Linked DNA regions of Homo sapiens: region 2 is linked to region 1. The links are chromatin loops, found by intact Hi-C in ENCODE. Cell type or tissue: dorsolateral prefrontal cortex. All regions are shown on one strand. Each heading gives the region's core, and the rest is flanking DNA. Links, peaks and the distances in the headings are about the cores only.

Region 1 (5,829 bases), core at 595-5,594:
TTTCATATGTTCAAGAGGAAGGCTAAGCAGTGGCCTCATTGTGGAGCTTTAATGCAGGTTCACGTGTTCTGTGAAGCACTGCAAATCACTCAGGAGCTGTTTCTGGTGAGGTTGGTGTTAAATAGACACCATCTGTGACCCAGGAAGAAGTCTGAGCACACTTTTCCAGATTTAGTCCTTTCCTTAATTTTCCCTTACCCAGTATTCACTCATCCTTTGCCTCTCCTGTGATTTGGGTTCTTAAAGGGCTAGGTTAGGGATTGAAGGGGAATGGCATGGATGTGCTGGCCTTTCCTGTTCCTGCTCTAAGCATCCTGGGTAGTGATGGCTGTGGGTTCAGGGCTCCCACTCAGAGAAGACACTGCTCAAGTTTCCTTGCTGCACCTGAGGGAGTTCATTTCTACCTTTCTGGTTTCAAGTAGTCTGTTCTCCCCTAATCCAGTCCCCAGCCTGATAGTCACACATCTTCTGCAGTAGGCACTAATCTCTGCCCACCTACCCTCCTCCTCCTCCCCCGACAGGTTTAATCTGTTTCTTCCATTTTCCTCAAAAATTGTACCTTCTCTACAGCCCATAGAAAGTGACCCAGCATGGGTTGACCTCTTCCTGGGCCCGGACAGAAGTACTGAAACAGATGGCCTCTCCCTCTTGTCCAGGTGGCTCGCAAGGCCTAGCTATATGTTTTGCACATTAGCTGGGCCTTCCACATGTTGTTCTATATCCTGTCTGGGCCCGGGCTTTGCCCTCCATGGCATGGTTTGAGGTCCCTGCTGCCATGTCATCCCTCACCAAAGCTCCCCTTCTGCTTTCAGGTGGCCCACTTTAAGGACTACATTCCCCAGGCTTTTCCTGGGGGCCACAGCATGATCTTGGATTCTGAAGTGCTTCTGATTGACAACAAGACAGGCAAACCACTGCCCTTTGGGACTCTGGGAGTACACAAGGTACTAGCTCAGGGCCATATGTGCAAGAATGAATGAGTGTGAGTGAGTATGTACATGTGGGTGCACGCTGCGGTCTGAAAAGGGAGGAAATATCCCTTAGTGTGGCCCTTATTCTTCGCTTCTGACCTGTTTCTGGTTTGGATTTTTGTCTTTTGTTTTTCTCCTAAAAAGGGGCTGGTATTGGGAACCAGTTTATAACTGGGTTGGTTTCCATTTAGCACTATCTGCTCAGTGCCCTTATGGCCCAGGGGCTTCAGAGCAGAAATAGTACTTTTTCATCCGGTGCCTCAGGGGGCCTCCAGAAGTGGACTGGTACTCCTTATTTTTTCACACTGACTTTTGTCCTATGTGTACCTACTACCTCATTTTCCCTTACAGAAAGCAGCCTTCCAGGATGCTAATGTCTGCCTGTTTGTTTTTGATTGTATCTACTTTAATGATGTCAGCTTGATGGACAGGTGAGTTGGCTAGCATCTTTAAACCCAGAAACTGCCAGGAATCTGTTTTCATTTCCTGGGTGAGGAAGATGGGGGCTTCAGGTTGGAAAGGAGGGTACAGGGAACCAGCTGGCACATACGTTTGTGCTCAGGAGCTTGCCAAAGGCAATGGCAAGAGGGAGCTGAGAGGAAGCACAATTGCTACATGATCAGTTCCCCATTCAGTGTAAGAAAGAGCCCATGTGTTGACTCCATCTCTTCTCTGAGAGCTTAAGTCACAGAAGAAACCCAAACCCCCAAAGAAGTTTCTCTACTAAAGCAAAATGGACTATTGCAGAGAAATAGACTGTGAGCATATGGGGTTTCAGTTTATTTCTCCAATGGCACCCCTAGGGGCTCCAGTGGCACCCCTGGGGGCATAAGGCAGATGGTTTTCAGCTCAGAGGTTTTGATTTCAGAAGAGACTGACAACAGGAAGCTCCGGATTATAGGGGAGGCCATGGGTGGGACCATCTTGGAGAGAATTAGCAGTCTTGACTTAGCTGCATCCATATGCTTGTGCCTGAGAAACCAGTATCAGCCCTTTCCTCACTTAGAAATGTATCTCTACCCCTGTTCCTCCTGCAACAGCCACATCCTTGATTGGGGAAGGAGAAGGAAGTAGAGAGGGAAGGAATTGGTGGGGGTAGGATTTGGGGTTTGGGTCCCAAGGCCTGTCTCAGCCTGCCTACCCCGGGGTTGGCCTTGGGATCGGGGCAAAGCAGGGTGCAGGGGATAAAAAATGAGAGTTGGAGTCGTATTTCAAGTGGGACCAGAATTTATACAATCTGGGCTACAGGCCAGTTCTCCCTTGGCTCGCTTGATGAAGTAGAACTAGGAACTACAACTATGAACTGGCTCTATGCCACAGCTCACAATTTTCCATCTTCGGTCACGATGGAGCCCTTGTAGCCCTTGACAGCAGAACTGTTACACATGAGGTCTTTGATCCATGGCAAACCCTTTCTTGAAGTAGCAGTTTTATCATTGTGGCCCTTCCTTCCTCAGAATTCCTAATAAGGGAGGGAGGATCCCGGCCTAACCTCAGCTCTCCTGTTCTCCTCAGACCTCTGTGTGAGCGGCGGAAGTTTCTTCATGACAACATGGTTGAAATTCCAAACCGGATCATGTTCTCAGAAATGAAGCGAGTCACAGTAAGTGAAGACCCTATGCTAGGCAGTGTCCTAGAAGTTTGAAAGCAGGGCAGAGAACTCCTTGGGTCAACTGCGACTGGAAGAATAAATCTTAATGTCTTATGGAGCCTCCTGATAATGTTGGCCTTTGACTATTGCATATGTTGCCTGCTAGTCTTCACCCAGAAGGGTAGGGCATGGAAATCCTTCCTAGGTAAGCCTCCTGTGTTTCAAAGCCACAGCAGCCCTCTGTTTGGGATGAGAAGCAACCTGCTTTCTAACCCTTTGTCCCTTATATTTCAAGTAAGGGTGTTTCCAGTGGACACTTAACTAGTGTGTGAAAAGGAACAACCCCCACTCACTCACCACCTTCTCCACTCTCACACCAACTTCAGCATCTCTCTTGTCCCTCAGAAAGCTTTGGACTTGGCTGACATGATAACCCGGGTGATCCAGGAGGGATTGGAGGGGCTGGTGCTGAAGGATGTGAAGGTAAAGTGGCCTCGCTTGGCTTCTCCTGTCGACTCACTCGCAGCCCTCTCCCCTGAGCCTTTCCAGCCCTGACCAGGAGATGGCGGTGGCAGCCTGCAGTGGTTGGGGTGGCTGCTGGGGAAGTGTGGGCAGATGTGTCCTGGATCTGGAGGACTGCTTTGTGTGTCTCCTATAGTGCCTGGAGCCTGAGGGCTCTTACCCTGAGGGAGGGGCACTGGGCTAGATCTGGTGTGTAGCAGTGAAGGGGTGAACCCATCCTCATGGAGTTGCCTTTCTATTCTGTGGTCTCTCTTTTGCTTCCCTTCAGGGTACATATGAGCCTGGGAAGCGGCACTGGCTGAAAGTGAAGAAAGACTATTTGAACGAGGGGGCCATGGCCGACACAGCTGACCTGGTGGTCCTTGGAGCCTTCTATGGGCAAGGGAGCAAAGGTCAGGGTGGCCTCTGCCCCCTGGGGTGGTACTGTTTTAGAAGGTACCGCTTGAGGTACAGGCTGGCCTTGTTACTGGCTTGATCTGCCAGCATGGCCAGTTATGACTTCCGAAGTCCTAGGATCTAGGGCCCCAAGCTGGCCTGAGTCACCTCAGGCAGAGCTGCTTACTCGGTTAGGGAGAAGTCAGAATAGAGTACCCTATGCTAGCCTAGCAGAAGGACGCTTACCACCAATTATTTCGTCAGGGCCTGACAGCTTTCTCCTCAGGCAAAATCTCTTTCCTGACTGGAAAGGAAGCTGGAGTCTGAGGAACTAATACTTTTAAGCAATCTATCATGTGTCCAACACAGTTCAATGCCCCAGAGCCCAACAGGTTGGGTGTGATTATCCCTCATTTACAGAAGAGGAAATTGGGGCTTATAAAGGTTAAAATTACACAGTTAGTAAGAGGTAGCTCCAAGAGGTAAACTCTGGCACTCTGACGGCCAGGACCCAAGGTCCTCTCCCTGGCCCTGGGCTCTTGGGACTGGCAGAGATGGCTCCTCCAACCCACACTCATCTCACACTCCCCTCCCAGGCGGCATGATGTCAATCTTCCTCATGGGCTGCTACGACCCTGGCAGCCAGAAGTGGTGCACAGTCACCAAGTGTGCAGGAGGCCATGATGATGCCACGCTTGCCCGCCTGCAGAATGAACTAGACATGGTGAAGATCAGCAAGGTGAGGAAGGGACCTGGTTGGCCATGGCCTCTGGACTGGCCGCCATCACTGAGACAGAGGCTGTGCTTTGGGGACTACAGGTATTTCTGTCTCCCCAGAAAGAAGGGTTGCAGCTTGCTCAGGGGAGCAGGATTAGGCCTTATAATCTCTGAATGCCTTCTTGTGGAAAATGGCTTGCATGCCTCTAGGTCATACCCACTCTGGGCTGGGAGGATCACATGGCTCAAACATCAGCTGTTTAAGTGGCTTCTTATAATCTCATTACCAAGAGAAGGGATTTAAGCCTTGTTCCAGGTTGGGAACAGCCCAAAGTAGCATCTTTTCTCCTCTAGGACCCCAGCAAAATACCCAGCTGGTTGAAGGTCAACAAGATCTACTATCCTGACTTCATCGTCCCAGACCCAAAGGTATCAACCCAGTGGCTTGGGGGCCTCCAGCTCATAGAATTAGCTTGCAGGTTCTCTAGTGCCATAGAGAATCCATCTCACCTCGCTGAAAGTCCACCCAGGGATAGGGGTCTGGATTTCCAGCTGAGTGATAGGCACAGGGACAACCAGACAACTCTGAGGAATTTTGAATAGAATTCTTTCTGCAATACAATTGCTTTAAAAAAAGAGAGAGAAGAAGAGAGTACCTATCCCCTCAGCACAAAGGGTGTGTTCTAGAAGTAATCTGGCCCAATCCCTTCTTGTACCGACCAAGAAAGAGATCTAGAGAACAAACAGGACTTCCCTAAGGTTATTCAGCAACAGCAGCAGCAGAACTAGGACCCAAGTTTCCCAGCTGTTAGCCAAAGCTTTTTTGGTTTTTGTTTTGTTTTGTTTTTGAGACGGAGTTTCACTCTTGTTGCCCAGGCTGGAGTGCAATAGCGGGATCTCAGCTCACCACAACCTCCGCCTCCCGGGTTCAAGTGATTCTCCTGCTTCAGCCTCCCAGGTAGCTGGGATTACAGGCATGTGCCACCGTGGCCAGCTAATTTTGTATTTTTAGTAGAGATGTGGTTTCTCCATGTTGGTCAGGCTGGTCTTGAACTCTTGACCTCAGGTGACCTGCCCGCCTCAGTCTCCCAGGGTGCTGGGATTACAGGCGTGAGCCACTGCACCCAGCCGCCTTTTTGGTTTTAATTGTTCTGTATTGCTTCTAGCTGGTTGGGAGATACTTTTTTTTTTTTTTTTTTTTTTTTTGAGACAGGGTCTCACTCTGTTGTCCAGGCTGGAGTGCAGTGGCATGATCTCATCTCACTGCAGCCTCCGCCTCCTGGGTTCAAGCAGTTCTCTCACCTCAGTCTCCCAAGTAGCTGGGATTACAGGGGTGCCACCACCCCCAGCTAATTTTTGCATTTTTAGTAGAGATAGGGTTTTACCATGTTGGCCAGGCTGGTCTCAAACTCCTGACCTCAGGTGATCCACCTGCCTTGGCCTCCCAAAGTGCTGGGATTACAGATGCAAGCCACCGCGCCTGGCCAATACTTGCTTCTCCCTTTTTTTGAGACAGTCTCGTTCTGGAGAGCAGTGGCATGATCTCAGCTCACTGCAACCTCTGCCTCCTGGGTTCAAGCGATTCTCATACCTCAGCCTTCTGAGTAGCTGGGACTACAGGCGTGCACCACCGTGCCTGGCTAATTTTTGTTA
Region 2 (5,829 bases), core at 447-5,446, 410 kb before region 1:
GAGGTGGGCTGCCTGTCTGCGCACTGGAGCTGCATGGGCTGCACTTGTGACCTAGCACTGGCCGGCAGGGAGTTTCCCTGCCCAGTAGGAGGAAGCCCAGAAACCCAGGCCTGAGTCTAGGTGGGTTCTTCCCCTCTTCTTACATCTTGCTGTCGGAGTTCCCTTCCCAAAGCCCAACCATGGCGTCACCTCAAACGCTGATGATGGGCAGCTCAAACTCTGTCATTAGGGTCCCTCTGCCCACCTTCCCGATCCCTGAGCCTGGAATTAAAGATCCCTTTCCCTTCCTCACCTGCCAGAATCCTGCCTGTTCCTAAGACGCAGTTCCAGCTGGGCCTTAGCGTCCTGGCTGCCTTCCCTTGGTCTTGGCCTTGGCCTCCTTTTTTCCTTAGGCACCAGTGCCCTCTCTGTGCCCCAGTAGTCCTGGATTGGTGGAGGCAGAGCCATGGGCTTATTCCCTGTCTCTCCACACAGCCAGTGCCTAACACAGTGACAGCACACCTAGGGCAGAGGGCTTGGCTGCCTGAGCAGAAAGAAGGTATTTGAGGAGGTAGGGTCTGAATCGCCCTACTGAGCGGACATTTCCCCTCCTGACTATCTGGCTTCCTTTCCAACCTCCTTCCCTGAGTCCTGAACTCTCTTCTCCATCGCATGTCTCAGTCTCCCCTGCCTCAGAGAAGGGTGCCAGCAGATACTTAAAACTTGGGGGATCCCCCAGATGGGTAAGGCCAGTATGATAGAAATCCCCCCACAATAAAACCCCATCTTGCCTGGGCTGCCCTCCTCCTCCAGGGCTGCCTGACACCCACGTAGCCACCCCTTCCCTCTGTTAAGAATAGGGTCCGGGGACTTAGTCTCCCTTTAAACTGACTCTTGGTTGGGGTTCCGGGGCTTTTCTAAAATGCTGGGAGATAGAGGGACAGTTGCAGTTTTCTGTGCCTGGCAGGCAATTGAGGTCACAGGGTTCTGACCACACAGCCAGACTGGGAGCCAAGTAGCCTGGGTTTCAGTCTGACTCTGGCGCCACCGGGCAGGGTGACCTTGGGCTGCCTCCCTCACATTCCCCATCTTCCACAGGCAGCGTGGTCTCTGGCCTTTCTTTCCCCTTTCCAGTTTCTGCCAGGACTCCTGGACAGAGACCATGTGTGAATGGAGCCTTACTACCTTTTCAGGGCCCAGTTCAGCCCATGAGATAGGCAGAGTGGTGTGTTTGGGCACCTCTACACTGTTCCCAGTCTCCAGCCCTCTTCCAGGGAACATCTGTGAAGGCCACTTTCTTGTATCTAATATTTGGGGAGACTCCCAGCCCCACTGTTAGTTTGAATAGGAGTTTAGGGGTCAGCGTGGTGGATAAATCTGTTAGAGGGCTGATTATGTCAGCTCACTACTCAGGAACAATTACTGGTTCCCCACAGCCTCTAGGATCAAGGGCACACTCATTGCCCTGGCATCCAAAGCCATTTATGATCTTGTCCAAATCCACATCTTTACTTCAAAGATACTGGCCTCTCGCCATCCTCCGTGTGCCCTATGAGGTATTGCTTTTCTCACTTTCCTGCCTTTCTGCTTTTGCACCCACCAGCCCCTCCATCTGGAATACTTTGCCTCCAGAAATTCTTACTTAACCTTCAAAGCGGAGTTCAAATGTCACCTCCTCCAGGGAGCCTCCGTAGATTACCCCCTAGCTTCTCACCAGCAGTCCCCATACCCTGATAGAAATAAATGAACTTTTTCCATGACTTCTTTGGTACTTCATGCTACTTTTCTAGCACTTTTTCCTCATAGGCTGCTGTGTGAGGGGTATACATGGGCATGCTTACCTGTGCAATCCTCCTGATCCCCACGTTCTTGCATTTAGGGCAGGAGCCATGTCTTCTATGTGTTTGCATGGCTCTCCAGTGTTTGACACATAGCAGGTGCTCAGAAGAAATGGATGGGGTAGGAGGACAACTCTGTATTGAGGGACCCTCCCAGCATCAGTTGAAAAGGGAGCTCTGGGGTAGAGGGCAGAAGAGGGGCAGGGGAGGAGACAGGCAGAGATACCACAAAGAGAGCAAGAGGATGGAGCAGGCCCATGCCATGCCCCTTGAGTGGGCACATACAAGACCCATGTGTCTCCGGTGACATGTTATGACATGGTCTCACAGGATACAAATGTAGTGTCCAGGGTCATTCTGAATACATGGTCTCAAAACGTGTCCTCACCTCCATGATCCCCAGCCCAGCAACCTTGAGTTTCTCCTGCGGGTTGTGTCCACACCCCTACCCCATCCCCCGATCACCCAAGCCCTGAGCCCTTTTGGAGATGCAGGAGGAACACAGCAGGACAGGGTAAGCACCAGCCCTTGGGAGACCCCTTTATTGCCGGGCGTGAGGGATGATGCTTGCTTCGCCTCTCCCACACCCATCTTTCTTCTGGCCACATGCAGCCGTATTCACAACATAGCCTTGTTAATGTTTAAGACCAGTAGGTGGGGATGTGTTATAAACTTGGTGGCAGGAAATGAGCTTTATTGGAATCCATTCTGAGGACGGCTGGTGCTTCGCTGTGGGAGATAAGGCCACTGTGGAATACCAGAGCTGGACTTGGGTGTCTCCTAGGCCCTTGCCGGGGGCCTGTCTGGAACTGACAGACCCTGGACTTGAGATTGGTAGTGAGTGCTGGCGATGCTGCAGAAACTGAAACCCTGAGAGGCACCAACTCCCACCACTGGGGTCTGGCCCACCTACCTGGAGCAGGGGAGTGTGTAGTAGCGGGCAGGGTCTCACCTTGTTGCCCTGCACATAATGATGTCCAAAACACTGAAAGAGGAACCACCAAATCCAACCTCATGTGGATGAGGAAATGGACACACAGGGAAGGGACTGGCCAAGCTCACTCTGCAAGTTTGTTCTGGAATCAGAACAAGCACCAGAGCCCAAATGGGGCTGTCTGCCCCAGACTCCTCAACAGATTCCATCACCTCTACTATCCCCTCTCTCTGCAGCTTCTTCCAGTGATGGGCTTCTAGCCTCAAGCCAGCCTCTGGTTGCAAGCAGTCATGATAATCAATTACTAGTAGCATTCATTAATAAACCTTACCAAGTGCTATGAAAGAAATGTGAGGGATTCCAGACCTGACCTCCAGCTCTTTCAGTAGCTCAAAGTCCAACTGGGGGGAATGAGACAAAGGTCCAAAGTCTTGAAATTCAAAGCAGTTTGAAATCACACAGTCCTCAGGATACAGGATATCTGGGTTCAAACCCTGACTTTGTCATCAGTTTGCTGTGTAGCCACAGGAATTTCACCTACTTCTCTGGGTCTTGTTTTCTTGCTCTCCCAAATGTGAGGGGGCGGTGCCCTCCAAGCCCCCTCCCAACTCTTTTGTTCTATGATGAAGAAGCCCCTTCTTACCTCCCTCATCTTTCTCTGTCAGAGCACACGCCTCTCTCCCCAAGCACACGCCTCTCTCCCCTGATTCCTGCAGCCGATGCTAACAAGTGGAAGAATCGTATTCTTCCTCCCCGTTTCCTCCCCAGGGTCTTCCTTACTTCTTCCTTGCCCATGCTCAACACAGAATTTTAATAAGAGATTAATGAACCAGTTGTGTGTGTGTGTGTGTGTGTTTTTAGGAACATAAATTTCTTTAAAATTTTTCCTTCTCTGTCTTCTTAAATGAAAAGAAAAGTAGGCCTTCTTATCACCAATTCAGCTGGCTCTGCCATACTCCAGCAGTCCCCAAGGATGGGACAGTGTATCACAGAGCACCAACACTCAGCTAGCTACTGCACGGGTCTCTGGGGGACAAATGCACTGCCCAGAGAAAGGGGGGACTGAGACAAGTGAGCCAATGTTGCAACAAGTGGGGGGGGACAAGCAAGCCATTAGAGTGGTCTCAGCACCCACAGTCCGAGTCCAGGCATCATTATCTCCTTTCTGCTGTGTCATTTGACCCTTTCAGCTCCCCACCACCACCACTTCCCACCCACTCTCTGCCATACACACTTCCATCCCAGGCCCTGCTGGCTAGCAGACAACCCAGCAAGATGAAGTGGAAAATGGAAGCAGTTACCTAGATAATTCAATGCTTGTTGCACGAATGAATGAGTGCAAGGATGAATAATTCAATGCAAAAAAAAAAAGGGAAGTAGAAAAGATAATTGAAGAAAATCTCTTTTTGCCTAAATTATCTAGGACATTACCTGCCCTCAAAAAGTTCTGCTTTTTATCAAACTGTAATCCTTCCTGCTGCATTCTCACCCACACTTTTTTTGGCCTGTGAGAATGAGCAGCTGGTTATTCTCTTCTCTTACATGACTTTTTTTGTTCAGTTCAAACTGACGGCAGTGGGCAGGATGTGTGCTTGCTGGCAGAACTTCTCAGATTTTCTGTTTCCCTGGGCCTATCTTTCACGACCACTGGAGCTGGAGAATGAGGTTACCAGGATGGATAGGATGACTCCTAAAATGGTCCAGGTTCTCAGCAGCATCTCCATCCAAGAATTCCCAGAACTGAACATCAGACCCCACGGGGCCCTGGCCCTGAGAGAACAGGCAGCTAGGATACCCCACCTTACTCCTAAACCCCTCCCCAGGAACACAGCCCTGGAGCTGGCCAACCCTTAAACAGAATTAGTCACAGTCACAGAGCGGCAACCTCTCTCTTTTTCTGAAGAAGAAAAGCTGTGGCAGTGGGGGGGAATGGTTCTTGCACTTGGGGAGCACCCAGTATAACAAGGGAGGCAAATTTCCATCTTCAGAGAGGCCCCAATAAGATGAGGGAGGCACAGCTCCAGATCTCAGGGGTAGCCTTTATTCCTTGCGTGGTGAGGGTCTGATAGTGACTGATGACCACTTTGCCCAGAGACTGAGGACCCCACAACCTTCTCAGCCCCTCCTGGTCTCTCCTTCCCTACCTCAGCCCCCAGGGTTTTGGGGGAGCCTGGCTCTGGTCCAGAAGCCAGTGTATTTTTAGTAGCTTGGTACAGGTGATGCAGCGGCCTTGTCATGGTGGAAGAATGGTGTTGGTGGGAGGTAGGAGCACAGGTGCACACTCATGTGCACACCCACTCAGTCACGGCCACACACTGCTAAGCTTGAGCATTCTAACTCTTCTGCAGTTCAGATCCATGATGGCTTTGTTTGTCACATTGGCTGCTATGTGAAGGCAGCACTGTGATCCCCTTTTTATGCAAGGCAAAGCTGAGGCTCAACAGAGTCCTGGCTGCACTGGCTTTTGAAGTCATGACCCTGCCTTCGGAGGTCTTCTTGCCATACCTCTCTGTCTCCTGCCAACAGAATCAGCACAGATGCAGGCAGCCAGCCATGCGGGCCCTTATACCTGAGTGAGTCCTGCCGGGTGCTGTCAGGGCCCACTGACCCTCCAGTTTCCTCTGAGCCTTTCTCTTCCCTTGCCCTCCATGCTTCTTTCAGTCCCTCGAATAAGTCATGCTCTTTTGCATGTCACAGTCTTTGTGCATGCTGTTCCCTCTGACCAGAACACTCACACTCTTCCACTCCATTGCCTACTCAGCTGTCAGGGCAGAGCATATCCACCACTTCTTCCTGGAAGCCCATCCCTATTCTAAGAACAAGGACCCACTACCCACTGCAACTCATTGCAGATTTGCCGTGGTTTTAATTCTGCATTGCCTGGCTTCCTGCTGGCCAAAAGCTCAAATAGACCTGGAACGTGTGTGATCTTTTCTCTGCCTCTGTATTCCCAGAGTCTGTCTGGGAGGTGATGTCTGGAATAAACTAGGCAACTGATGACTTGTCAAATGAATCAATGAATGAATCATTGTGCACATACAGGCACACAGAGACGTTGTCACTCAACAAGTATTCAGT

Evidence for each region. Peaks named below come from ENCODE experiments on the same cell type or tissue, not always from the same donor. Only the 100,000 strongest peaks of a DNase experiment are listed, where the experiment ranks them.
Region 2: a loop joins it to region 1, with 2.4 times the contacts of the local background. A loop is called at or near these places in 4 of 110 quality-filtered maps.

Annotation. Positions count from the first base shown.
Region 1 is chr17:34,995,252-35,001,080 of GRCh38, forward strand. It overlaps LIG3 (DNA ligase 3), which reads left to right. Exons shown (of 20, transcript NM_013975.4): 10 at 813-944; 11 at 1,323-1,402; 12 at 2,487-2,574; 13 at 2,968-3,045; 14 at 3,353-3,476; 15 at 4,056-4,198; 16 at 4,531-4,605. Among named protein-coding and RNA genes, the nearest start is that of LIG3, 18 kb to the left of the region's middle. In dorsolateral prefrontal cortex, for the core only: CTCF peaks have their summits at 3,119 (motif pointing right) and 3,322; a DNase peak (open chromatin) is centred at 3,140; H3K27ac peaks cover 4,222 bases.
Region 2 is chr17:34,582,697-34,588,525 of GRCh38, forward strand. The region is part of intron 1 of TMEM132E (transmembrane protein 132E); the gene reads left to right. Among named protein-coding and RNA genes, the nearest start is that of TMEM132E, 6.0 kb to the left of the region's middle. In dorsolateral prefrontal cortex, for the core only: a CTCF peak has its summit at 2,502 (motif pointing right); no DNase peak of the experiment used is centred there; H3K27ac peaks cover 498 bases.